2 separate regions of the Homo sapiens genome follow, and region 2 is linked to region 1. Evidence: chromatin loops called from intact Hi-C (ENCODE). Cell type or tissue: B cell. All regions are shown on one strand. Links, peaks and the distances in the headings refer to the core of each region. The heading gives the core; the rest is flanking DNA.

What was found. Peaks named below come from ENCODE experiments on the same cell type or tissue, not always from the same donor. Only the 100,000 strongest peaks of a DNase experiment are listed, where the experiment ranks them.
Region 2: a loop joins it to region 1, with 2.9 times the contacts of the local background. A loop is called at or near these places in 4 of 110 quality-filtered maps.

The regions. Positions count from the first base shown.
Region 1 is chr14:74,681,858-74,687,240 of GRCh38, forward strand. AREL1 (apoptosis resistant E3 ubiquitin protein ligase 1) reads right to left here. Exons shown (of 20, transcript NM_001039479.2): 3 at 3,743-3,803; 4 at 2,597-2,823; 5 at 1,439-1,676. The coding sequence starts at 3,758. Among named protein-coding and RNA genes, the nearest start is that of AREL1, 29 kb to the right of the region's middle. In B cell, for the core only: no CTCF peak of the experiment used is centred there; a DNase peak (open chromatin) is centred at 2,774; H3K27ac peaks cover 506 bases.
Region 2 is chr14:74,790,342-74,795,724 of GRCh38, forward strand. The region is part of intron 4 of YLPM1 (YLP motif containing 1); the gene reads left to right. Among named protein-coding and RNA genes, the nearest start is that of YLPM1, 30 kb to the left of the region's middle. In B cell, for the core only: no CTCF peak of the experiment used is centred there; a DNase peak (open chromatin) is centred at 2,500; H3K4me3 peaks cover 1,885 bases; H3K27ac peaks cover 2,371 bases.

The sequences.
Region 1 (5,383 bases), core at 235-5,234:
TGGAAATGTTCTGTACCTTGACTGTATCAATGTCAATAACCTGGCTGTTATACTGTACTAGTAGTTTTGGAAAATGTTACCATTGCAGGAAACTGGGAAAAGGGTACACCAGATCTCTGCATTATTTCTTACAAATGCATATGAATATACAATTATCAAAAAATAAAAAGTTTAATTTTTTTAAAAAGGCTGGTACATGTAAGGGTATGAGCTGTTCTCCACTGGTGGCAAAGAGGTGGGTGATGATAATTCATATGAAAAGGAGTATCTGAGTGAGGCACTTAAGCAAAGGAGAGGATACATGGAAAGAGAGACGGCTTGAGAGCCACTTTGTCCAGAGCCTTACTCTGCTATCAGAGAAAGAAAATTAAGGACTAGTCAAGCAAAGATACACAAATCTTAAGGCCCCACTCAGTACGGTTTCACTTCAAAAGTTACCCAGGGACCCCAGGTCCTATTATTTCTGTGGATACCACAGCCCTTAGCCCTTAAGAACTAACCAAACTAATGACTCAGCAATTTTACTCCCAGAGTAATAAAAACATGTCAACACAAAAACTTGTACACAAATGTTCACAGTAGTGTTGCTTACAGTACCCAAAAGTAGAAACAATTCGACCACCAACTGATGAAAGGATAAATAAAATACGGCATGTACATAAAATAGAATATTATTTGTCAATAAAAAGAAATGAAGTACAGATTCACGCTACAGCATGACTGAATCTGGTTTAGATATTTGTACCCTCCAAATCGCATGTTGAAATGTGATTCCCAGTGTTGGAGGTGGGGCCTGGTGGGAGGTGATGGGGTCATAGGGGAGGATCCCTCATGAATGGCTTGGTCCCCTCCTCATGGTAATGAATAAGCTCTTGTTCTGAGTTCATGCAAGATCTGTTTGTTTAGAAAAGCCCAGCACCTCCTCCCTCTCTCTCTCTCTTGCTCCCTCTCTCACCATTAGGCACTCCTGCTCCCGCTTCGCCTTCCACCATGAGTGGAAGCTTCGCGAGGCCTCACCAGAAGCAGATGCTGGTGCTATGCTTTTTGTACAACTTGCAGAACCATGAGCCAAATAAACCTCTTTTCTTTATAAATTACCCAGTCTCAGGTATTTCTTTACAGCAAGACAAAAGCAGCCAAACACAGCAGGCAAATCCACAGAGGCAGCAGATGAGTGGCTGCCTAGGTCTGGGGGATTTGGGGGAAAAGTGACTACTAACATGTATGGGGTTTCTTTTTGAGGTGATGAAAATGCTCTAAAATCGACTGTGATGATGGCTGCATTTAAAGAACCATTAAACTGTATACTTTAAAAGGATGAATTTTATGGCATGGGAATTAAATCTCAATAAAGGTATTATTTTTAAAAAGGAAAGACAGGATGGAAAGAGAGAGAGGGAAGGAGACAAAGGGAAAAAGAAAGGAAAAAAGAACCTACCAGGTTGAAAAATTTTGTAGTAGGGACTATATGCCACATTTAATCCACCAAGCTTCACTGTGATTTCATAACGCCCAGCCTTGCGCACAGTGAAGGCCACTTTTACTACGTTGGAATTGGGCTCCTGAAGGACTTCCTGGGTCACTGGAATTTCCACTGCTAGCTCGACATGAGAGATGTGAACTCTTAGTCCCACAGGCCGATGTGCAGGGAAAGGCTGCCCGTTCTTATAGAATAACTGCCATGGGGAGAAGAAGGACACCTGTTAGCAAGCAGAGGAAAAAAACATTTCCTGTGTAGAGTGAGTGGGGAGAGAGGAAGTAGCTGGCAGAGACCACACCAGTAAATCCCAGTACCTACCCTGTTCCTCACAGTCCTGCTCACAAAAACACAGAGAGAAACAAATCCCCTCAATACTCTAAAGAAAACCATTAAGTCATGAGCAAATTCTTAACTTGTTCAGAGGACAAGGGTAGAATTTACCACTAAATCAAGAAAATGTCCATTTTAACTTGCCACTTCTGAACCACCAATGCTGCCTCCTTGGTCTTACCAGCCCTTTATATTATCAATGCTAACCCAAATTTAAAGGTAAGTTAGCCGGCAGCACTGGCAATGAGTGAACTAAAGCGTTACCAGACAAAGGTAGGAGGGGTTCAGACTCTCAAGCCAAGCTTAATGCTACAGTGGAGAAGTCAATGCAGGAGTTGGGAAATTTTTTCTGTAAAGTGCCAGAGAGTAAATATTTTGGCTTTGTGGACCGTACACAACTACTCAACTGTCATAACTACTCAGGTGTGAAAACAGCCATAGTCAATACATGATGAATGGGTGTGGCTGTGTTCCAAGACAAATGTATTTAAAGAAACAGAAGGTGGGCCTGATTTGCTAACCCCTATCTATAATACTTACTCTTTTCTGTAATATTTTTCTTATTTTGAAAAGGTAACATTAAGCTTTATACTTCTTCAAAGCTAAGGACCTATTAAATCAAAATGACAGAGAAATTTGTGACTCTTCAGATAGTAGCAATTCACTAGTTCCTGGAGGGAGTTGAAAAACAAGAGAAAATGTTAACATTCCAGGCCAGCACCTGGGCTCTGGAAAGCAAGTTACTCAGAAACCCCAATGGGTATGGAGACAGAAACATTCCCTTACATGCACTCGGAAGGCCATGCTGTGGCCCACCTCATAGGGGTCCTTCCAATCCCAGGAGACTTTGCAAGACCGGGGATCCAGGTAATTTCCCCGCACGTAGTCATAAATAGTCCGGTCCCCTCGGCGCTCGCGGTCCTCATTCTGGAGGAAGCTGACTACACGTGCGGCAAGCTCAAAGAGGAACTTAATTGTGAAGAAGAATGCAACCACAGACACTGTGATTCCACCTATGCAAAAGAGAGAACACACAAACCGCCTGCCAGTTACACATTACAGCTTTTCATTATGCAACAGGCCAGCCATTTCTCAAAAATTAAAGGAGGTCAGGATGAGACTGTAAGACTGCCAAAGAAACACTGCACTGGGCACTACCTCTGTAGATAAGAAAGGAACTTCTACACCAGGGGTCAGTAACTACAGTCCTCAGGCCAAAGCCCACCCACTGCCTATTTTGGTAAATAAAGTTCCATTGGGATACAGCCACACCCATCATTTATAAATTGTCTATGGCTACTTTTGCACTACACTGGCAGAGTTGAGTCATTGAAATGAGCCTTCGGAACCAAAAATATTTACTCTCTGGCCTTTTATAGAAAAAGTTTGCAAACTCTTGCTCTATATGAGCTGCATATAATGTCCGCCCTGCTCCCTACCTTCCTGCACTTGCTGGGCACCCCACAGAAGCAGTCAAAAGGATGTGCCTTTGGTTCCCACCATTTCCTTCTTAAAGAATGCATTATTTGGGAGCCCTCCCCTCCCTTGTGTACTTGGCAAAAGTCTTCTCCAATCCCCACCAGAGTTAGCAGTTCCCTTTTCTGGGCTCCTTCAAACTCCTACACATTCATCTGGTATAACTTTTCTCCTCCTTGACCGTTCCCCTTTATGTTATGAATGCCTACTCCTTGAAGGCAGATTTTTGTCTTATTCAACTTTAGACTCCACAGTAAACAGTGTCTGGCATTGACTATAATTGCTCAATAAACCCAAATGAATGAATTCCAATGCCAACTCTGTGAAGGTACATTCTGGCACGACTAGAAATATTTTCAGCTCCATTTTCAAAGGGAAAAGAATAGGCAGAAAGGCAAAAAGGACCCAAGCAACCTTTACAAAAATATAATAGAGAGAGCTCTTTCCATAACGTACCAATAACGTAAAACATCAGGTCCCGTCAATGCCAACAGACAGCCGAGGATCACAGCTGCAGCTGTTAAAAGAAAACTTGTTTAGTTTTTGTCTCCAACTCTGCCTCATAGCTATCTCAGAGTAAGACAAAGAAGAGTGTATGGCGTGAGCCAAACAACTCTCTCTAGTCCAGAGCCTTACTATTCCTATCCTCTTTCTAGCTTGACAGGTGCCGTATAATATATTTCAGAGAAACAAAGAGACTGCATCATTCCCCTTAAAGACTTCCAATCTACTGACCACTCTAGGAATACCACAAACAGCCACTTGCTTTATTGCTAATTTCAAAATGCAGTAACATGGCTTTCATCTTCTTAGATCCATAGTTCCCAAGACAGTTTCCCTCCCTCATGCAAAGTGGTGCTAATTAACACATGCAAAGAGGGTAATGGAGTCACTTTCCCCTTATGTTTGCCTTTTGGGAGTAATTCAGCTAAGTAGAAATAGCTATATAAAATGTAGATTTTTTTTTTTTAAAGCAAGTATCATTATCATCATGTTGGCATTATGTAATTAAAATGAACTCTGGGTCATCCCAATAATAAGCAGTGGGTCTGAAAGTGAAGTCATTTATGCTGTTACCAATCAGACAAACTAATGGGCCCTCTGGAAGATGAGCTCAGCAGAAAGACCAAGGAGAGGAACAAAAGGAGACTGTACTTCTCATCCTCAGTCATGCCTGTCAAGGTAGGAGTCTGAGGGAAGACTTTCACTGTTGTTAAACTTGTTTCCAGAATAAGACTTCAATCTTAATTACTCATTTGATCATGTGAACCAATAAAAGTACTGCCAAGGAAAAATGCAATGTATGCTAACGTTCATATCTTATCACTGAGTCTGACCTTAGCACAGGCTGTATATGCTATTTTACAATGCATGAATGCACTCTTTCTTTTCAAGTCAGCGTACACTAAGGCTGTCAATGTTATCTTGACCCAACACCTTTTATCAGCACTAGAATATTACGTAGAGACAAGACAGCTAAAAATTTCTAGGCTCAGATCTGGGAGGGACCAAAACAACTTTTTTTCAGGGTGTGTTTTTACATCTGATTGTGCTTGCTTAGTTCCTCTGATAACAATATACCCAGTGGAACCCACAGAGAGTAGGTAATTTGAGGAATGACCGTCAAAAGTTTCATACAAATCCTACTTAGAGTGATTATCTAAAGTCCTACTAGAAAAGAAATCCACACTGGGAACATTAGAATTGTCACGTGGATGAAGGTGCTCCCAAAAGGGTCTATTACAGACAATATAAAGAGCCAAAATTTGGGATCACAACTACTGAACCTCCTTCCCAAACAAGTATCTCATCTCTTGGGACCCTATGCTGAATTAGCTGGGGACCCAACAGCTATCATCTCAAAAATCTGCTACGATCTCTCAAAAAGCATCTGTCTGCATCTTACAGGATGCACTAGATGACTTGGTGGGACCAAAACTGGCAGTTTAACTGCCTTAGGTACTTCCTCAGCGGGATGCCATTCGATCTGACCCTAGATGTGAAATTTCTGGTCCTCAGGGAAGTTACAGCACTCAGCAAAGAAATGAAGTATATGTGGCTGGTGTTACAGATTTGTGGTCTTCTTAGAGGAATAAA
Region 2 (5,383 bases), core at 197-5,196, 110 kb after region 1:
TATTTAGAAAACAGGTGCTATTTCACGTGAAAAGAAAACAGGAAGGAATTTAATTCCAAAATTTGGTATCTTGTAATTCCCATGGTTTGTTAATTTTAATATGTTTCTGCAAATAGTATAATACATAAAATACCTTCTTTAAAAGTATTTGTATAACTGCATCATACCTCTTAGGTTTTTACATTTTGGAGTTTTATATCAAATTTTGAAATTTTTATAATTCTAAGGTATTTATACCTAGTTTTAGGGGTTTTTTAAGAGATTTATAACACACTTAACTATACAAATAAACACTTTCTAAATACTTAAAACCAGATATTTGCTTATTTTTCTTTTTATCTTACCAAGGTACAATGCATGCGTTTTTATGTGATTGTATTTAGTGAATTTATGTAATGTTTCTACTATATTTTAAATACATGTTTTTATATGTCAAAAGGGTCATAGTATTTCATTATATTTAAAGGTGGCTTATTTTCATACAGATTTTTAATATGAGTATCTCTTGATATATTTGTTACAAAGCCTTAAAAGGTCTCTAGTTTTATAAATGAAAACGGTTTTGAGTCTGTCATTTTGTAACATCTTTGAACTTTGAAAATTTGAAAGTCCAGTAATAGACAGGTGCAGTGGCTCATGCCTGTAATCCTAGCGCTGTGGGAGGCTGAGGCAGGTGGATTACTTGAGCTCAGGAATTTGAGACCAGCCTGGGCAACTTGGTGAATCCGCATCTCTACCAAAAATACAAAAATTATCCGAGCCTGGTGACATAAAAAATTAGCCAGGCATGGTGGCAGGCACCTGTGGTCCCAGCTACTCGGGGGACTGAGGTGGGAGGATCACTGGAACCCAGGAAGTCTAGGCTGCAGTGAGCTAGGATCATGCCACTTCATTCCAGCCTGGGTGACAGAGTGAGACCCTGTCTCAGAAAAGGACAAAAAAAAATCAAATAGTGATAAATATTTGCCATTTATATGTAGTGTTGAAAGTGTATTTCAAATGGTTTCAACAATTTCTGGCCCCCAGAATGAAAATAAAATGATGGGCCTTGGCTGTTGATCAGCAATTTGGTCTGAAAACAAAGCACCCTACCCTTTCAACCCTTCTGCCATGTCCTCTTATCTGCACACCTTTTAATGCCTCCTACTTCCTTTGTCCTTTCTTCTGGCTTTTACACATGCTCTTTTCTTTGTCTGGAATTCCCTTCTTGCCATTCTTTGCTTTATTTATTCCTATTTTTCCTGCCCTGGGGCAGCACTTCAGTAATTACAGATTGGGATTATTTAATGAAATCAGACATTGGGAATACTTTGGTTAGCAAGACAAACATGTTCCATATTTATCAAATTCTGTTCTAATTGTTGAGTTAATTGTCTCACTCTTCCTGTGGACAGTGAACTCCTTGAGGTTAGGCATGACTCTCTTTTTAGCACCAGCTCATTACCTGACAATCAGTATGTGTTCAGTGAAAGTTGCTTCTTCCAAAATGTCAGTCATGGATAAAATTCTCAAGGCATTCACAATTTTGTTAGGAAGGGACTTTGCTCATATTTAGAATTTGATTAGAATACTAGATAACATGTTAATAAGGTCTCTCATGGACTCTTGTACATTGTGGAAGATAGTCTTCTTTTATCACTTATGTGAACAAATAATTGCTACATTTAATACATAGCAAATGATTTTATACAACTTTAATGATCTGATATATTATTGAGGCACTTTAAATTAATAAGTGTAATTCCGAGAAAGGAACCACACCTTCACAAGCCCTAAAGCGGCATACTTTTTTTTCCTTCTGTAAATATATACTCTCCATCCTTAGCATTGTGATGTATATACTTTGACAAGTTTCTGGTCACCTTCTTTCGCCTTTGCCCATTATAGCTCTGCCAAGCCTTCACTACTTCGCATAGACCATCTACTCTAGTGCTGCTTTCTCAATCTTAGCAAACATTTTTATTTTGCATTATATTTATAATTTAGCTTCCTGCCTTACAGGAAATCAAGTTTACCTATCAAGCCCAGTAAAACATCTCACTTCTAACCCTTAGCTTTACTTAGCATGCTCATAATCTTGTAGTCTCAGGAGAAGCGGCCCTTCTGATGAGAGCTAATCCTCTCTCTGTGCCCTTTAAAGAGATACAGTTTACATTTTTATCAAAGTGATTCATATGCATGGTTTAAAAAAATTGGGCCAAATGGCCACCCACTGCTCCATGCCCTCCAAATGTTTTTGCCAATGGCATCCTCTTTCAATTATTTAGCTGTTTCTTTTGGTCGCCATCTTCATAGCACTAAATAATTATGTTGCCCTTTTCACTACTTAAACACTTACACATTTTAGATATTACATATTTATTTAACTGTCCTGAAAAATAAAGTTTTCGTTCTTCCTCAACACTCTGCCATATGGGTGTTAACTACAGCATTCCCCTTGCTGACCCTCCGGAATGTGATTTGCTGTTTATCGAATCTCATGGCTTCCTGTTACCATTCAGTACCTCCATTTCCTGGAGTGCATGCTCAAGTAACTTGCTAAGGAAGTGTGGGTGAGGGGTAAATTTTCTGAGTCGTCCTGTATCTGACAATGTCTTTATTCTAATCTCACACTTACTTGCTAATTTGGATATAAAATATGATGTTGAAGATAATTATTCCTCAAGGTTTTAGGATCATTGTTCTATTTTGTTCTATCACATTGTGTAGGTGTTATACTGTTCTGATTCTTTTCCTGTTTTGGTGACCTCCTCTCTCCCAAACTTAAAAAATCTCTGGTATTCTGAAATTTCAGTGTTTTTTGTTTGCTTATTTAGTTTTATTATTAATTGTACTGAGTAGTCAGTATGCTGGCCCCTTTCTGTCTAGAGATTGGAATCTCTTAACTTTGGGACATTTCTTTGTGCTATTTCTTCATTCATTTTTTTTCTCTCGTTTTCTGTTTCTGGAACTCTTCATTAGTAGGATTTTGGATCTGTTGGATTGATTATCTTTGTGCCTTTTATCTTACATTTTGTTGTACTTCCTGAGATACTTTAACTTCTAGTCCTTTATTGCATCTTTTATTTTGAGAATTGGAAATTTTTTTTTCTGTGGTTCTTCTGGCGTTGATCTTTTTTATAAATAGCACATTGTTCTTGATTTATAGATGCAGTCTCTTTAAGAATCTCTCTGAGGATAACAATTTGAGTTGAAAGTTCTTTTCTGCTTTTTGCATTCTGTTTTCTCCAAATTCAGATCCTATTTATTTATCTTTAGTTTTTCTTTCATTTTGGACGTGTTCCTCAAATATCTAGCAATCCTTGGCTGTGCATTTATGTTTAAGCATGGAAGACACTGACAAACTGATTGGGAGCTCTGTGTATATGAGAGGGGCTTGTTACCTGTCAGGTTTCTGCTTTATGTGAATAGGGTAAGGAACTGTTACTACTGCTAGGGGACTCTCAAATTCAAGGATTTAAGAGACATTCAGCCTAAGGAAAGGCTGGTTGATGGTTCCGAATATAGATTTACGTATTTTTAGCCCCAAGTTTTACTCCTTTCCTTCCCTAGCACCCCCTAGTGTCTGAGAATCCTGACCTTCTCTGAGGTTCTCTGGGCAAGCCAGCCTTCTTTTGATTTTATCCCTTTCTGCCATCAGTACTCTAAACTGGTTTCTTCCTGCTCTGTAAGTTACCACTCATATTTGTTCTTTGTCTTTCAGAATGTACAAACAAGATTTTCATCTTCTGATTACCTCCTCTCTCTGTTTATTATGGGTTTGTGTATTTTTGAGTTCCTTGCAATGGGTTTGTAAAAGGTCAACTTGGCTGAGCTAAACTCCATTTCCCAAAATTCCCTTTCTCTCTCTTTTTTTTTTGAGACAAAGTCTCACTTTGTCACCCAGGCTGGAGTGCAGTGGCACCACCTCAGGCTCACTGCATTCTCCACCTCTTGGGTTCAAGTGATTCTCCTACCTCTGCCTTCCGAGTAGCTGGGATTATAGGCACACGCCACCATGCCCAGCTTAAGTTTTCTATTAGTAGAGACAGGGTTTCACCATGTTGGCCAGGCTGGTCTCTAACTCCTGACCTCAAGTGATCCACTCGCCTCCGCGTCCCAAAGTGCTGGGATTACAGGCGTGAGCCACCGTGCCTGGCAGTCTTTCCCATATGTTTCTGATTAGGTTGGGTCACAGGGAGATTTTCACACCTAACATGAGACATTTATTGCTGGACAACCAAAAACATTCTCTTTCCCCAGAAAAGCACACAAAGTCTTTTTTTTTTGTCTTTAAGATAATATTAGTTCATCCTTCTCCACCTGATTCACACTCCCTCTTTCATGTTCTGTAACTTAAATACTGAAATATAAGGTTAACTCTTATTAACACATGTTAGATAATAAGGAAGAAAACTAATGAACCAAAAAATATTTGGTTAATACACACACACACACACACACACATATTTAAACACAAATATATCAAATTAAGGAAGAAATATTTGTAACTATTGTAGTCCATATTTCTGCAATGGTCATGTGGTCATAGCTGGTATATATGTTCTTCCACTACTCATTCCATATTCCCTTTGCTCTAAGTAAGTACTTCAGCCAGTTCGGATTCCTTGCCTCATGGGGTGACCCAGGCTTTCATTCTTGAAAGATATGGGCTATTAGCAGTTCTTTCTGAATTACTTCTGCTGTTTGCAGTTCTACAAAACCCTTTGCAATTTTCCGTGGACTTGAATCTCAGGACATGGGAAATACTAAGAGATGTCCTAGAGGATCTCTTGCATTTCAGACACACTTCACTTCACCTGTATTGTGCAATAGTCACTCAAATTCCTCTTGAAAGTTAGGGTCAGTTATCCCCAGTGAATACAGTAACCCTCTCCATTGCCTCTTGATTTGGAACTTCAGAGTAAAGTTGGGGTCTCAACTTCAGGTTAGTGGAATCATTTGTTGTGTCCCCTAGTGGATGTGTTCGTCTCTTTGAAACTAGACTTTTAGAACAACAAAGCCTAAAGTCACAGGGATAGGAAATAAATATTTTGCCAACACTGAATTTATTAGTCTTCATTGATTTCCCAAAGAAATGAAAGAAAAAGCCTCCTAGCACTCATTAAAAGTCATGAAAGGCATCACTGTCTACTACTCAGTCACCTAAGCCAGAAACCTTGGAATCATCTTAAATTCTTCCCTTACAACTATCATTTTATTTCTACTGGTGACAAAATCCTATCAATTCTACCTTATTTTACATCTCTCACTTTTATCCCCTCCTCTACATTCTCATATCAGTCACTGCCTTAGACTAGGCATCACCTTCACTTACCCAAATTGTAAAGATGATCTTTAAACTTTTTGTCTCTGTCCACTATTTTTCTGCTAAAGCAATCTT